Linked DNA regions of Homo sapiens: all the other regions are linked to region 1. A link is a contact called in ENCODE Hi-C or POLR2A ChIA-PET data. All regions are on one chromosome and are shown on one strand. The core of a region is the stretch at or near the end of the contact, and the rest is flanking DNA. Distances in the headings are between cores, read along the strand shown.

The links. Hi-C counts contacts between places; a loop is a spot of excess contacts on that map. ChIA-PET counts read pairs that join two places held with the same protein, here RNA polymerase II (POLR2A). Pooled maps may share reads with other maps.
Region 2: a loop to region 1 is called in a map of naive thymus-derived CD4-positive, alpha-beta T cell, with 18 times the contacts of the local background. The contact joins the promoter of POLQ here to the promoter of ZBTB20 in region 1. A Hi-C loop is called at or near these places in 1 of 168 maps with a recorded cell type or tissue (naive thymus-derived CD4-positive, alpha-beta T cell) and 6 of 50 pooled maps. POLR2A ChIA-PET finds 5 or more read pairs at or near these places in 1 of 52 experiments (AG04450).
Region 3: a loop to region 1 is called in a map of CD4-positive, alpha-beta memory T cell, with 19 times the contacts of the local background. The contact joins the promoter of RABL3 here to the promoter of ZBTB20 in region 1. A Hi-C loop is called at or near these places in 2 of 168 maps with a recorded cell type or tissue (CD4-positive, alpha-beta memory T cell and naive thymus-derived CD4-positive, alpha-beta T cell) and 11 of 50 pooled maps.
Region 4: a map of CD4-positive, alpha-beta memory T cell shows a loop between it and region 1 (18-fold over the local background). The contact joins the enhancer-like site here to the promoter of ZBTB20 in region 1. A Hi-C loop is called at or near these places in 2 of 168 maps with a recorded cell type or tissue (CD4-positive, alpha-beta memory T cell and naive thymus-derived CD4-positive, alpha-beta T cell) and 6 of 50 pooled maps.
Region 5: a map of B cell shows a loop between it and region 1 (38-fold over the local background). The contact joins the promoter of LRRC58 here to the promoter of ZBTB20 in region 1. A Hi-C loop is called at or near these places in 2 of 168 maps with a recorded cell type or tissue (B cell and CD4-positive, alpha-beta T cell), 1 of 37 single-sample maps with no recorded cell type and 9 of 50 pooled maps.

What each region holds. Positions count from the first base shown.
Region 1 is chr3:115,145,904-115,148,588 of GRCh38, forward strand. ZBTB20 (zinc finger and BTB domain containing 20) reads right to left here and starts at 1,385. Exons shown (of 12, transcript NM_001348800.3): 1 at 1,316-1,385. RefSeq lists enhancers at 61-170, 1,901-2,110 and silencers at 851-1,120, 1,431-1,600, 2,161-2,380.
Region 2 is chr3:121,544,664-121,547,348 of GRCh38, forward strand. POLQ (DNA polymerase theta) reads right to left here and starts at 1,325. Exons shown (of 30, transcript NM_199420.4): 1 at 1,052-1,325; 2 at 64-243. The coding sequence starts at 1,214. RefSeq lists enhancers at 1,058-1,287, 1,179-1,473.
Region 3 is chr3:120,741,167-120,743,851 of GRCh38, forward strand. It overlaps RABL3 (RAB, member of RAS oncogene family like 3), which reads right to left and starts at 1,350. Exons shown (of 8, transcript NM_173825.5): 1 at 1,296-1,350. The coding sequence starts at 1,341. It overlaps GTF2E1 (general transcription factor IIE subunit 1), which reads left to right and starts at 1,578. Exons shown (of 5, transcript NM_005513.3): 1 at 1,578-1,628. RefSeq lists enhancers at 611-1,249, 1,081-1,370, 1,250-1,888, 1,336-1,630, 1,511-1,630.
Region 4 is chr3:109,805,799-109,808,483 of GRCh38, forward strand. The region is part of intron 2 of LOC124906267 (a long non-coding RNA gene); the gene reads left to right. Among named protein-coding and RNA genes, the nearest start is that of MIR4445, 200 kb to the left of the region's middle. RefSeq lists an enhancer at 1,003-2,202. Within about 2 kb of position 1,298, at least 5 of the 41 ENCODE cell types and tissues checked have a DNase peak (open chromatin) inside an H3K27ac peak, as active enhancers do.
Region 5 is chr3:120,348,007-120,350,691 of GRCh38, forward strand. LRRC58 (leucine rich repeat containing 58) reads right to left here and starts at 1,348. Exons shown (of 4, transcript NM_001099678.2): 1 at 738-1,348. The coding sequence starts at 1,237. It also overlaps the pseudogene BTNL12P. RefSeq lists an enhancer at 614-663 and a silencer at 1,014-1,343.

The sequences.
Region 1 (2,685 bases), core at 135-2,634:
CACTTGAAAACATTGGGTGAATGGCCTCTATAATTTTTTTAGCTGAAATGTATACACCGCCACGCAGTGAGGAAACTTGACTTTAGCACCCTTTTGGTATTTTTAATAGAAAAAACAGTGGAGAAGATTTTCACATGTCTAGAAAGGTAACATGTTCAACTTAGGTTTGGCCAATGCTGATTCTGAGGACAGTACTACACCCGCAAGCTTCCAAACTACTTCCTGATTCATTCAGATTTTCATTGGAGAGCTGTCATCCTGCTACTGACCTCATTCAACCCAGTTCGGAGTGAGAGATCAGCGGATTACCGCGCTAGGTACCGTAGCTGTACGCCATATTGTGTTTTTCGCTAATGTTTAGTTTGTGTGTGTGCCTAGCATATGTTTGTGCAAGTGTGTTTATCAATAGAACTTTTAGAAAATCCCTGCCTCCTGCCTCTTCAGCATCCTTAAAAAGGATAACAGCTGGGGGCGGGGGGTGGGGGGAGGACCCAAAAGCCACACAGACAGGAATACATTAAACAGTGTACGAGAGACGGCATTTGTTTTAAACTTTCAAGAACCTTCCAACCATTTTTATATCAGGAATCAAAAAGTGTTAACATGTTTTAATGTTTCCGAAGTGGCCCAAAGAAGAGAAAGAAGGAAAGGTGTGTCTTCCCTTCCCAAGCCCCCTCCTCTCTAGTCGTAGAAGCGAAGCAGGCGGGGGCCGGGAGCTCCGGCGTCTGGAGAGACATCCAGCGGCTGTGGGGCCAGGACACCTCCTGCCCCCCAGTTCTCTGAAGACGCTCCAGAGACCGCGAGAGCCACGGCAAGCGGGGGAGGGCGAGGAGGGAGGGGGCAGAAGACAAGCGGGCGCCTCTAGCAGCTCCTGAGCCCCGGCTAGTCCCCCTCAGCTCCTCTTCTTGGAAGCAGCGGCTCCAGGCGCAGGGAGTAGAGAGAAGAAGGCAGAAGACACGTTTCCAGCTGCGGGACGTCCCGCCCGCCCCGCCACCCTTCGACCCTCCCGCGCCTCCCTCCCACCTCCCCGCCGGGTCGGGCGAGGCAGCCGCCGGGCGCTAAGAAGGGCGCCGGGGGAGGGGGCGCGGGCGGGGCGGGGCGGGGCGGGGCGCGGGGGCGCGCGCGCTCATCCAGCTCAGGGCCCGCTGGCTCGCCGCTCTGTAACTCGCTCCCCCAACCCCACCCCGCTCCCCTCCTTCCCAGTCCCGCCGCCCCCCACTCCAGGCGCCTCGCAGACGCCTCATCCCCCTCGGCACGCACACACTCCTCCCTCTCTCCCGCCCGTCCCACAACAAATTAGAGTTTGTGGCATTACCTCCTCGCGCTCTTTAATCTTCTTTCCTCAACTCCTAAACTTCCCCCCGCCCCTACTTCTTCGGCAGAAGGCCCACATTGGACGCTTCACTCCGCGAACCCTCTATCTCTCCCCGCTATAGGATAGCTCTCACGCCAATCTTGGCTTCAGTGAGCCAATGAGAATGGGACGCCCCTCGTGAGGTTGCCGCCCATAAACAAAATGCACTCTTCCTTCTCCCCTCCGCCCCCCCGTCCCCGCCCCTTTCTTCCTCTTCCCTCATCTCTGTCACCTTCGATTGGGCTAAAAGAGGCCCAATCCGCTATCTCAAACATCCATTGGGACGCGGAAACTTCGCTCAGAGAAGTATTAACAGGCGATTGGTGGACAATCCTTCCACTTCGCCCACCCCCACAACCCCCTCCCCCCGCCGCACCTTCACCCTTTCTGAAAAGGTCAATCGTATCTCGTTGTTCAGTGATCCGGGAGGTGGAAGGCTATTGGTTCAGGGAGCCCGTCAGACCGGACTGGAGTGAGCCATGATTGGTCGACACAGGCGCAATCAGGTTAGGTTGCTTACTCCTCCGCTCCTCCCTCCTTTTCCTCCACGCCCCATCTCCCCCACCCCCTACTGCTTTTACTTTCTACGCATTTCTATTTCCTCCTTTATTTATTTATTTGTGATAAACTTAAATGACCCGGCGACGGAGGCGGTACTCTAGGAGAAGGCTGAGGATGACGAGCGGCGGCCTGGGGCCAATTGCCGAGAGGGCTGCGGGGTGAGGGGCAGCGGCGGTGGCCAGTGAGAGGCAGGTGTCTGGAGCGCGCTGGGCCTGTGGAGCCGGGATGCCCCAGCGGAGGCGGCGGTTACCCGCTGTCTGGCGCGGCGAGCTGCGCCGGGGGAGCCGCGGGAGCGGAGAGGGGGGTGTCGCTGTCTTGGACAGCTGAGGCAGCGGGATGGAGGCTGGATCCCGGGCGGTGGGTGGGAAAGCCGGAGGGAGGGTCTGGCTGGCGGCAGCGCGCAAGGCCGCACCGGGTCACGCTTGATTCCCGCGGAATGGGGCGCAGGTTGCCAGACCGGGTCCCCAGTGCTAGGGCTCAAGGAAGAATTTGTTCATGCAGAAGATTTAGAAAAATACTATGTAAAAGAGTTTGGAGTAAGCCTCCCTTAATATAAATGAGATTTATTATCCTGCCGGAAAAAGCAGATTATGTTTCTTATTACTGAACGCCTGAAGTACCAACGACTCAACCAGAGCCCACAGAATTCAATATCCTGGGTGGTAAAAGGAACAAATAAAGCAACACGGAAAATTAAGTGTGGTTCAAATGCTTCAATAAAATCTTCGTCCTCAACCATTTGTCATTCAACATAGCACTCCCCAGAGCCA
Region 2 (2,685 bases), core at 75-2,574, 6.4 Mb after region 1:
CAATAGAGTATTCTTTACATTCATATCTTAAAAATAGTAATTAGTTTACATAAATTTGGATACCTGAATAAACTAAATTCTTTCCTTCCAGGACTTGTCCAAGCAAAAGGCACTCTGCCTGCCATTCAAACATCTTTTTTACACCAAAACTGTGGTATTTTTCCAGAACTGCTTTAGGAAGTCCCCAGTTTGCCAATAGTAGCTTGTCTCTTTCGTAGTCAGGAACTGTAGGCTTGCATTCTCCTTTTAGGAAAAAGAAAAAATTAAAATTTAATTTACTTCTAATATATGAGTTTTACAGTTAGCCCTTCACCGTGTGTTGGAATTCCTATGTGTTGAAATGAAGCTCTTTAAAGCACATCCTGACTTCAAGAATCTTATGAGAAATTGACCATGTATAGAAAAGTAATAAATTGTTATTTACTGCATATAATAAAAATTCCTTAAAAGCCTCAAACGAACAAAAAAGCGTGCAATACACAGTAGATAAAGAGTGTTGGAATTACGGGTGTAGTTGGGGGAGGAGGGCAATATGCAAGCATTACAAAGCTAAGTTAGGTGAGTTTCTATTTATAGTAAGTTTTAGTTCCATGACGACTGCACAACTAACGATTTTAAAAAACTGGGTCGACATCCACGGGACACCCAACCAATCTCATTACGAATCCCTTCCAGCCTTCCCCTGGACGCCGAACAGCCTGTGCCGTACTCCAGGCCCAACAATCCTGTCTTAAGGGTCTGTAAGGAGTACTGGGTACTACCAGGAACGAGCCGCCCAACAGATGATGGGATGAAGCTAACTAGGAAGTTGTTTCTCTAAAGGTCGAAAGATCCAGAAGCCACGTGAACATTAATACCAGGCGATCACTGAAAACACGCGTATGTCTGAACAGAAAGTGACCTGCCACACCAGGCCCCAGTCACAGAGAAGGGGAGTAGAAGCCCAATGGGGTATGCAACGAAGCAAGTCCCGTGGGGTGAGGACACCTCCCGACCCATGGCCCGGCGGAGCTGCCCCCGTTGCCCGCGGCCTCCCGGGTTCCTGGAGCACCTGCAGCTGCGGCCTTCAGGCAGCGACCAAGGCCGGGCGGCGGGCTCAGCACGGACCCGGAGAGGAACTGGGGGCTGGCACTGCTGTCACCGCCGCTTCCCGAGAACGAATCTGAGCCTGATTCTGAACGCCGCCGTTTCCCACTCCGACGCAGAAGATTCATGGCAAACTCTTCTCGGCCGATCAGGGCAAGCCACAGTCCCAGCGTCCTCCCTCTCGGGAGAACCCTGGCCTGGCAACAGCTGCGGACATCTTCCCGCCAGTCTTCAAACTCAAACCTCCCGGCCCGCCCCGGAACCATAGAGTTCTCCGTGGCTTAAGTAACCCGAAAGCCATAGACTCGTGGGGAAGGAGCGGCTCTCGCTGGCGTCTAAGACTTCCGGCCTCCAACCTCCTGGTTGGTTAATATGAGAGATAGATTAAAGAGGAAGAATACAGAATCTACAGTTATAACCATACTGACCTAAAAGCCTTCCTTCTCCTTTTGTCCATTTCTGGTTTGAATAGGAAGGCCATGCTAACTTCATAAAATGGGCTGCCCATAATAGGTAGATCAGGGAAGTAGCTCTTCTTAACGTATTGGTATTCTGTAAAAAATTATTTCAGATTGAGAAGCATTATGCAAGATAGCCTAGGGTTTCTAATAGAGCATAATTTCCTCCTTTCTCCTAGTATATGATGGTAGGGCAGGGCTATTTCTGAACACAATTTCCATTTTAGCCAGCATGCATTGTGAGGAATATGTAATGAGGAATTGGGGATTGCTGGCTGACAGACCCCTGAGACACTATATGAACGCCGCGAGGAAGGGGCTCTGAATATACCCCAGGGATCGTTATGAGCCAAGAGCTTAGTAATGCATCTGTGTTGTCCCTTTTGTAAAGGTAGAAGCGAACGAGTTCTGAACGTAAAACGGTGACCATTCATTACCTAGTTGCATAATTCATTTCACCAAGCAAAACTAGTAGGCCCTAAGCCTGACCTGAAGAGGCTGTGCAGTTCTAGAGCACTAAAAATCTCAAAAGGTCCAGTCCAATTAAAAAAAAAAAAAACACTCGAATACAATCTGGAAAATAGCATTCGAACCATCAATTCCTTCCGTGAAAACATTTTTTTGATTTAAATGACAATATTCTAAAGTTCCACGAGATGGCGACATTACTCCGTGAATGAAACATTTTTCTCTTGGCCTTTTACGCAATCAACAACTATTTACTGAGTATCTACTGTAAGCTAGCCACTGGGTAAATGGCAGTGAAATGGCATAAAATGGTTCCTGCTCTCAAAGAGAAAGAGTCTAGAGAATAAGGCAGACATTAAACAAGTCAGTTAATGAAGTGTGCCATATGCTTGGGCAGAAATGAAGAGTACTATTAAAGAAATAAAAGAGATCTCGCCGGCCGTGGTGGCTCACGCCTGTAATCCCAGCACTTTGGGAGGCCGAGATGAGTGCATCACCTGAGGTCAGGAGCTCTAGACCAGCCTGGCCAACATGGTGAAACCCCGTCTCTACAAAAATACAAAAAATTAGCCGGGTATGATGGCGGGTGCCTGTAATCCCAGCTACTCTGGAGGCTGAGGCGGGAGAATTGCTTGAACCTGGGAGGCGGTGGTTGTAGTGAGCCGAGATCGCA
Region 3 (2,685 bases), core at 100-2,599, 5.6 Mb after region 1:
CTTTAGGCCACAATTACTTTATCTGTAAAACTGAGTGATTTTATTAAATTAACTTCGGCACCACTTCAAGCTACCTGATAGAAATGAAGTCGACATAAATTGTGATTATGTTCATTAAGTTTCAAAAGGCAACTTTCTTAGGGGAATATTAAATAATGCTCTCTGTAAAATATTTCATAATGCAAATAATCCTCAGGGCAATGTGAAAACATTCTTAACCTATATTTGCTGCCCACAATTTTATTTAGTTTCTATTAAGTTTTCAAGCCTCTCCACCTCCAAGCATCTAGCACAACGTCTTTGCTCACAACACATGCTCTTAGGCCAACTCCAGAGGAGCGCTTCTATAAAATGCAAGGTCAGCATTTATTGAAGTTACTAAGGAGAGCTGAATTGGGGATTATGGAAGAAAAGATAAGGGCAGTGAGGTGGGAGCTGGAAATCCAGACGCCAGCTGTAGTTCTCAAATGTCCCAGGTGTCAAAAGAATTCTTTTTGCATCCACTGAGATTAAAAAAATATATATATATTTAACACTAGGATTAAATTGGGCTCAGCGTTAAATCCTAGCTGCTTCAGAATAAAACTCTTACTTTAATTTCTCTATTGTACAGTCTAGGACATAATAGGTTTTCAATGAAGATCAAACGAGAACCAGGAAATTAAGCTCAGTTAAGAATAAAACAGGACCACTACCCAATATGTCACTGCATAATTATAACTTAGCGTTTAAGTTCGTGGACTCCGCGTTCAAAAGGATTCTGTCATTTACATCTCTCTGCCTCACTACTCTCATCTGTAAAATGGGATAACAGGACTGTCTCAGAATTAAATGAGTTAATACATGCGAAGCGCTTGCCAGTGCACGTTTCTCAGTGCACGTTTCTCAGTGCACGTTTGACTTCCTTAATGAACAAAATCTCTTGAAGGCACGGTCCTACTAACTTCTGTACCCTTAACATAGAACCCCATACAATACTCAATGCCTGCTTTTTTTTTTTTTTTTTTTAATAAAAGAATTGACAATACACTCTAGGCTGGGGTCGCCTGGGAGACCGATGCGGAAAGCCGCGAAGGCAAAAGACCCGGGCTCCGCGACCCCCACCCGCGCGACGACGCCGCCGCCACCGCGTCGTCACACGGAGCAAAGTCCCCTGGGAAGTGTAGTCTTCAGGCCCTGGGAGGGACTTCAGCCACGGGCCGAGGAGCCAGGAAGTTGAGGGAAGGAAGCTAAGGGGAGGGTTACTGGGTAACTCAAAAGTGTCTGGAGCCCCAGAGGTAGGGTAAGCCGCTCACCTGAGTCTCCCAACACCAGTACCTTCACCCGATCCAGGGACGCCATCTTGCCACTGCCTTCCCTGGGTTAACGCCTGTTCCTGGATTGTAAGCCAATCAGAGTTGGGCATGGAGGGCAGAGCCTTCAATTTCATTGGCCACTCGGAGCGTGACTGTCTTGATCGAAGGTTTCACTGAACTCATTGGCTGGTCTGGTAAAAGGTAGCGGGGTGCTTCCCCAGCTGGTCGCAGGAATAGTGCGTTTTCTTTGTCGCGCAAGGGGCGTGGTTCATTTAAGCCGGTAGTTGAAGCGCTGGGGGCAGCTGTAGTGGGAGTGTTCCAGGATTCGCCTTGGTAAACCTTGTTCCCTGTTCCTTGTTCGGAGTTCCCTGGCCGGGCATTGCATTTCATGATTTCTTCTTCCTTTCGCTCCCTCTTAACTATCCTCCCCTAATGAATTACCCTGTTGCCTTGGTCCTCTTGGTCCTCCAAAGAACCATTGACCCCGGAGCGGCCCGTGTGCGACCTCGGGTAGGGCGGGCTTGGCTGCGCCGAGTGTGGCCCTGGACCCAACTGGGAGAGTCCGAGGGAGTTTGGGGTCTCGGAGTCTCGCATTGGGGAGGAGTGCATATCACCGAACGCGTCTCGTGGAGGGCAGCTGGGTCCGGAGGTTTCGCGGTAGTTTGCCGCTGTGTGTGTGAAGGCGTGGAAAGTGCCATGAAATGTGGTAACACAACACCGCAGTTAGATGTGTAGAATCCCAAGTTGTTCTAGAACTGGAGTGGCGATTTACTGAAGTAATCTAACTGGTCTCTTCGCATCCACTTTTCTTGTTTTTTTCTCCACTCTGCAGTCAGTACAATCTTTTAACATCCTGAATTTGATCCACGCACCTCCCGCTTAAAACTGTTTTAAATTTAAGAAGAGAGTGCCCAGTAGCCTGTCCGATTCTACCTTGGAAACAAGAGTGGAGGAAGTGAAGCAGGGGGAAGCTGGCAAGATGAGCCATGTTGGAACAAAACGTGCCTAGGAGACATATGGAAAGTTTTATGGAAGTACTTGTCTGGCTATGCTAGATGCTGGAAATTAATTGGTGAACAAGATGAAGTCTGGTCTTAGAGATAGACATGGAGAAAGTACAAGAAGGGGGAAAGAGCCATGGAACACGTGAAAGGGGATGATTGTATGCTACTTAATGGGGAGTCTGGGAAGGCCTCCATGAGGAAATATCATTTGAGACTTGAAGGATGATTAGGAGAAGGGGGTTTGGGCTTAGCTGTAGGGGCAGAAGGAACAGCATGTGCAAAGCCTTGGGATGCAGGGAAAGCACATGTGGCTCATGGAATTGAGAATATGCTGGTGTGGCTGGTTATGAGGCTGACAGGGTAGACAGAGGGCAGAGGGTGCCTTC
Region 4 (2,685 bases), core at 48-2,547, 5.3 Mb before region 1:
TGCTACCATATAAATAAAGAGCAATATGAAGATGGGATAAGGGAATGTCCAGAATGCCAGAGTCAAACTAGCATCAATAGTGGCAATTATCCAAATGACTGGGGAGAACACCAGGATCTTAGAAATGGTATTTTAGATGTTACCAAGCAAGGCCATCTAAAGTAAGCCTTCAAAGAGTTCCAGAAGCAAAGAAAACAGATGAAAAGGCATGAAAACATGAACACTCTAATAACAGTTAAAGTAAATGGGATTGCTCTTGCCAAGACCTATGAACTATATCTGATTGTAGAGAAAAATAAAACAGCGGGTGAGGTGGTGCATCCATTCTGCAGATATATCTTTCAATAGGGAAGGCAGTTATAAACGAGGTGACTCTCTCTTGATTTCCATGATTTTAATTTTGTGACATAATGTGTATTCATTTATATTTTCTATTGAGTATGAGTCCATACACAATTAATGGTTAAATTTTTGAAAATATAAAGATTTTTACTGATAAAATTTATCATTCAAGGTTGGGATGCATATACTTTTCGCAGTAAAAGAGCAACAAATTTGTTAGAAAGTAGTTTTAATTGGTATCCTTTAAAAGAACCTTGTAGGATCGTGTTACTTCACATATAGGAGAATATTTCTCTAGCTTGTGGCTTCAGTGATACATTTTTTATGGACTGGTTGCCAGTGATTCTCGCCCATGAAATGTATAGAGAAGTCTGTTGACACTTCTTATCCTCTCTCTCTTTTACCTGATTTGAAGCAAAAATAGTCATTTTGGAATTAAGAGGAAAAGGACAAGTGAACTTTTGACTTAATCTTAACATTGTTGAGCTCCTGAGCTAATGAAAGCAACAAGTTCTTACTTTCAGATTTTGCATTCTGTGACTAAACAAAAAAGACTCCCTCTATTTTTTAAATTACTTTTTAAAAATACCTAATCAGATATTTTATTAATTGAAACCAAAGGCATTTCTAACTGTACCCTAACTTCCTGTCTTGTTTTCTCTTTCAGCTTTGTGTCAGTCTTTCTGTTGTGGAGATTTTTTTTTTTTCAGTCTTTTTGTCTGCCTAGCATTTGCATCCCCTTTCTACGTGAGATTAATCTTGGTGGGAGAAAGAGCAAACTTTAAACTTTAGAAACATTAACTATATAAACTATAAAAACTAAAAATACCAGATACGTTCTCAGCCTGATTTGAAGCAAGGGTTTGGGCAAATACTTCGGGCTCTCTATATTGGATGCACTCATACCAGTTTTTGAGTAGGAAGTTAGTGACACCAAAAAACACGGGAAGTGACTCATTCTCTGATAAAGGAAGTGGTTACAGCACAATTGTGTTCCTGATAGATCAGTGACAACATTATCTAGGACACTCAGTGTTCTAGTTTTGTGGGGGCAGAAGTAGTTTCCTCATCAGCCCAGTTTTGCAGCCTCAATTGGGGCATTGTTCAAGATTCATTGTTCTGAGCAAGATGGTTCCGCTCTCCTGGTGATTCAGAGAGCTACCTATTAGTTTTTAAAATAAACTCTTTTTTATCCTCCCATTTATTCAGTCATGATTGATTTCTTATTTTGCTTGCAAATAAGGACCTTGCTTGATGTATTGTCTATCTCTTAGGCCAAAAGAATAGAGGCCAGAGAAGAGGAGCCAGGCTGGTAGAAACATCTCGCCTTTTCTGCTTGGGTATGCTGTCACCTTTTACAAATGAATAAGCATGTTAATAAGCTGACAAGAGAAAGAGAGAGGAAGAAAACACGTAAAAAAATAAAAATAGGCCAGGCGCTGTGGCTCATGCCTGTAATCTCAGCACTTTGGGAGGCTGAGGTGGGCGGATCACAAGGTCAGGAATTCGAGACCAGCCTGGACAATATGGCGAAACCCCGTCTCAATTAAAAATACCAAAAAAAATTAGCTGGGTGTGGTGGCGGGCGCCTGTAGTCCCAGATACTCAGGAGGCTGAGGCAGGAGAATCGTTTGAACCCAGGAGGTGGAGGTTGCAGTGAGTCAAGATCACGCCACTGCACTCCAGCCTGTGCAACAGAGATAGACTGTCAAAAAAAAAAATTCACGGCATTTATGGCTTTAAGGATCTGTGTAAAAAACTACTGGTAACACTTCAGGGTATCTTTAATGATATCAATTGATATGTCTCTATCATTCATTCATATATCCTTCATTCAGTAGGTAGCCAGACTCTGTGCTTCTTGGTCTCAAGGATGTTTTGAGTTTGAAAAAACTGAAGTTTTACTTCCAACCTAGGTTTTCATTTTCTAAGTCTATACTTTTTGATAAAGTTGTGCTAGACGCCCTTGAAAGAGAGGAGAGAGAGAATGCCTCCTACATGAAATAAAAGAAAAGGGATTACTTTTACTCACAGTGAAGAGTTTCCTTACACCCAGTTTCCTTACTCCTAGATCTGGAGATCTGTGATATCTCCAGATAGGAGTGCAAGGACACAGAACCACTGTAGGGATTCCTCAAAGGCCACAGCAGGACCCTGCTAACTATCAGTGCTGTGTGGAGGAAGCAAGACTTCAGGAGGAATGTTGGTGGGTTTCAGGCTCGCCAAAGTTTGCTCCATCCTCAGTGTGGTGCACAGAAGCATCGGTCAGGAAGAAGGCTGGATTTGGAGGGACCCTGTGGAACAGACTCCAGTGTCTAGGTAGTAAACATTGGACAGATGGCC
Region 5 (2,685 bases), core at 98-2,597, 5.2 Mb after region 1:
AGAAAGTACAGCATAGGCTGTACTTTTTTGTGCAGGGAGTAGTAACGAAAAAAATTGTTGTGCAGGGAGTAGTAAAAAAGGAATCACAGAGATGATTAACTTGAGATAGCTTTTGAAGGATGATAGGCGTTTGCCAGGTGAAGGAAACATTCCAAGCAAGGGAAACAGCACGTGTACAGAGGCACTGCATCCATTCAACACATACTGAGTGCCTACCAGCAACTCCAAGCTGCTTTCTCTACGTGGGAAAATGCATAGGTCACTGAACTCCACAAATGGTAGTTGGTACTGCCACAGAGAAGAGGAAGCTGCAAATGTAGTGGAAAGCAAGGGTTAGATCAGAGCACCTTGTACGCCACGCTCAAAGGCACGTACTTTGATCTATAGAGATGGAAATCCACGGAAGACTTTTGAGCAAAGAAGTGACAACCTCTGATTTACATCTGTTTTGAGTTTCCACTCAGTTTGGATCACGCCCCAGATTCAATAAGGAAGACAGAAAAAATGCCTCGAGAATCTGCATAGGCCAAACACAACACACCAAACAGTCACACATGCGAACATACTAGGTATTTACAACAACTTGCTGAGATGGTTGGGCAGAACTCACTACCGCACAGTTAAAGAGAAAGCTTGGAAATAGTTACGTGACAAACGTTGAGGTGCCCAGGCCCGGCGCCCCAGGGTTCCCGGACACCGCCCGAGGCCTCCCCACCCTCCGGCACACACCCGCTCACCTCTGCAAGTTCTCGATCTCAGCCGGGATGCTCTGCAGTTGGTTGCCGCCCAGGCTCAGGGTCTGCAGCGCGCGCAGCTCTAAGAGCGAGGCAGGCACCTCCTGGAAACAGTTGCCGCTGAGGTTGAGCACCTGGAGGCTGCGGCAGAGCGGCGACTGGGCCAGGCCCTTGGGCAGCGCACTGGGCCCGCCGAGCCGGTTGTTCTTGGCCAGCAGCGTGCGCAGGCCGCGCAGAGCGAGCAGCTCCGGCCCGAGCGCGGTCAACGCGTTGCCGCTCACGTCCAGCAGCTGGAGGTGCGGGAAGCCGCTGCCCAGCGCCCGTGGCAGCGACACCAGACGGTTGTGAGGCAGCAGCAGCCGCAGCAGCGCCTCCCGCGCCCCGCGCCGCTCCTCCCCCCGCGCCTCCAGCTCAGACTCCAGCGTCTCGGTGGACACGCTGAGGCGGGACCAGTTCAGTTCGGCCTCCCCGGCCGTGACCACCGCTGCTCCGGCCTCCTCCATCCTGGCCACCGCACGGCGCGTGGCGCCGGATTCCCCAGAGCGCCGCGCGCGGTCCAGAGGCCGGGAGCTCTGCGGCGCCCCGGAACCTGAACCGAGGGCTGAGTCGGAAGTGGCGCGGGCGGGCGCAAACCCTGCGCGCCTTGGCCGAGTCACGCGACGCGAGTCCTGGGGTGCGCGCGCCGCTCCGGGGCGGGCTCTGCCTCACGAGGCGCGGGGCGCGGAGTGGCAAGAGCGCAGCATGGGCTGCGCAGAACTGAGGCAGACACCCAGAGGCTGCCAAATTGTCATCTGAGCCGGACCGGGTTTCGGCGGCCGCGCTTTATAGTCGCTGGAGCCTGGTGACCTATTCCAGGGCTACAAGACTGCCTCGGCAAACAGCCCAAGGATGTTCGGTTATCTCGCCTTGAGGGTTCGCGCGTCACGTGCCCCCCCCGTCCCCCGCTTGTTTTTCAGTTTAAAAGTGGGGCCCGTGTCTGCAGGACTCTGTGAGCACACAGTAATTTAGTGGTGATTTAGCTCCATGACAGAAAACCGCAGGAATTTAAAGTCCGAGGATTAACAAAGCCGACCTCGAAATGTGAACGCAGCTGGACTAGACCTCAGAACCCCCGGACCCTTACTGGAGGTTCCGCTGTTAAATAGCCTAGGGCAGGGATTTGATTTCAGTTGCCCCATGCATAAAATATGGGTAACACCCGCACTACTTGCCCCACAGAATTATTTTTTTCTTTTTTAAGGCAGAAATGTGTATCAAGTAAGGACGTTTTGCCCGTTTTAATTGTAGAAGCACATACGTGGCTTTTGGTGTAAGTTGTGTCTAGGAGTGAATTTGGGAGATATGGAGGCGGTTGCATGATTTGAGATAGCTCAAATTAATGAGTTAGTTTAAAAACTCAAAGCATAGAGTTTGTACTGCAGGTCAAAACTACAGTTTGGGAAAATCCTGATCTGGTACTAATTTAGTAATTCTAATTAACGTATTTTTCATCCTTGTCCCAAACTCAATCTTTTCTGAAATTACATTTTATGATTTTGAAAAGTAATGAATAGAAATGAGAAAAAATGCTTAGCTTTTTTTTTTTTTAACAAAGCTTATACATAAGAAAGTTAAGTGGTCGTGTATAATCAACGACATTAAATTGCTTTCCTCCTTAAAAAAGGAAAGTCGTTTTTTTCTTGCCAGTCATTTATTTGTATGAGAAACTATGCCTTTACTCTGCAGTCAAACTTTAATTTCTGATTGAGTGGTAGTCCTAGAAGGACGTACTTTGTATGTTTAAGCTAATGGTGGAATGCTTTTTAAAACTGATGAGTCATCTGTTTTGAAAGAGTCCTTTTAAGAACAGACCTTATTTTGGGTCAAGCCAGCATTCTAACAGTAGTCCTAATATCTGAAAATAACAAATATTTAAAATAATAGTTGTTTTTGCTTTAAAATATTTATCTTG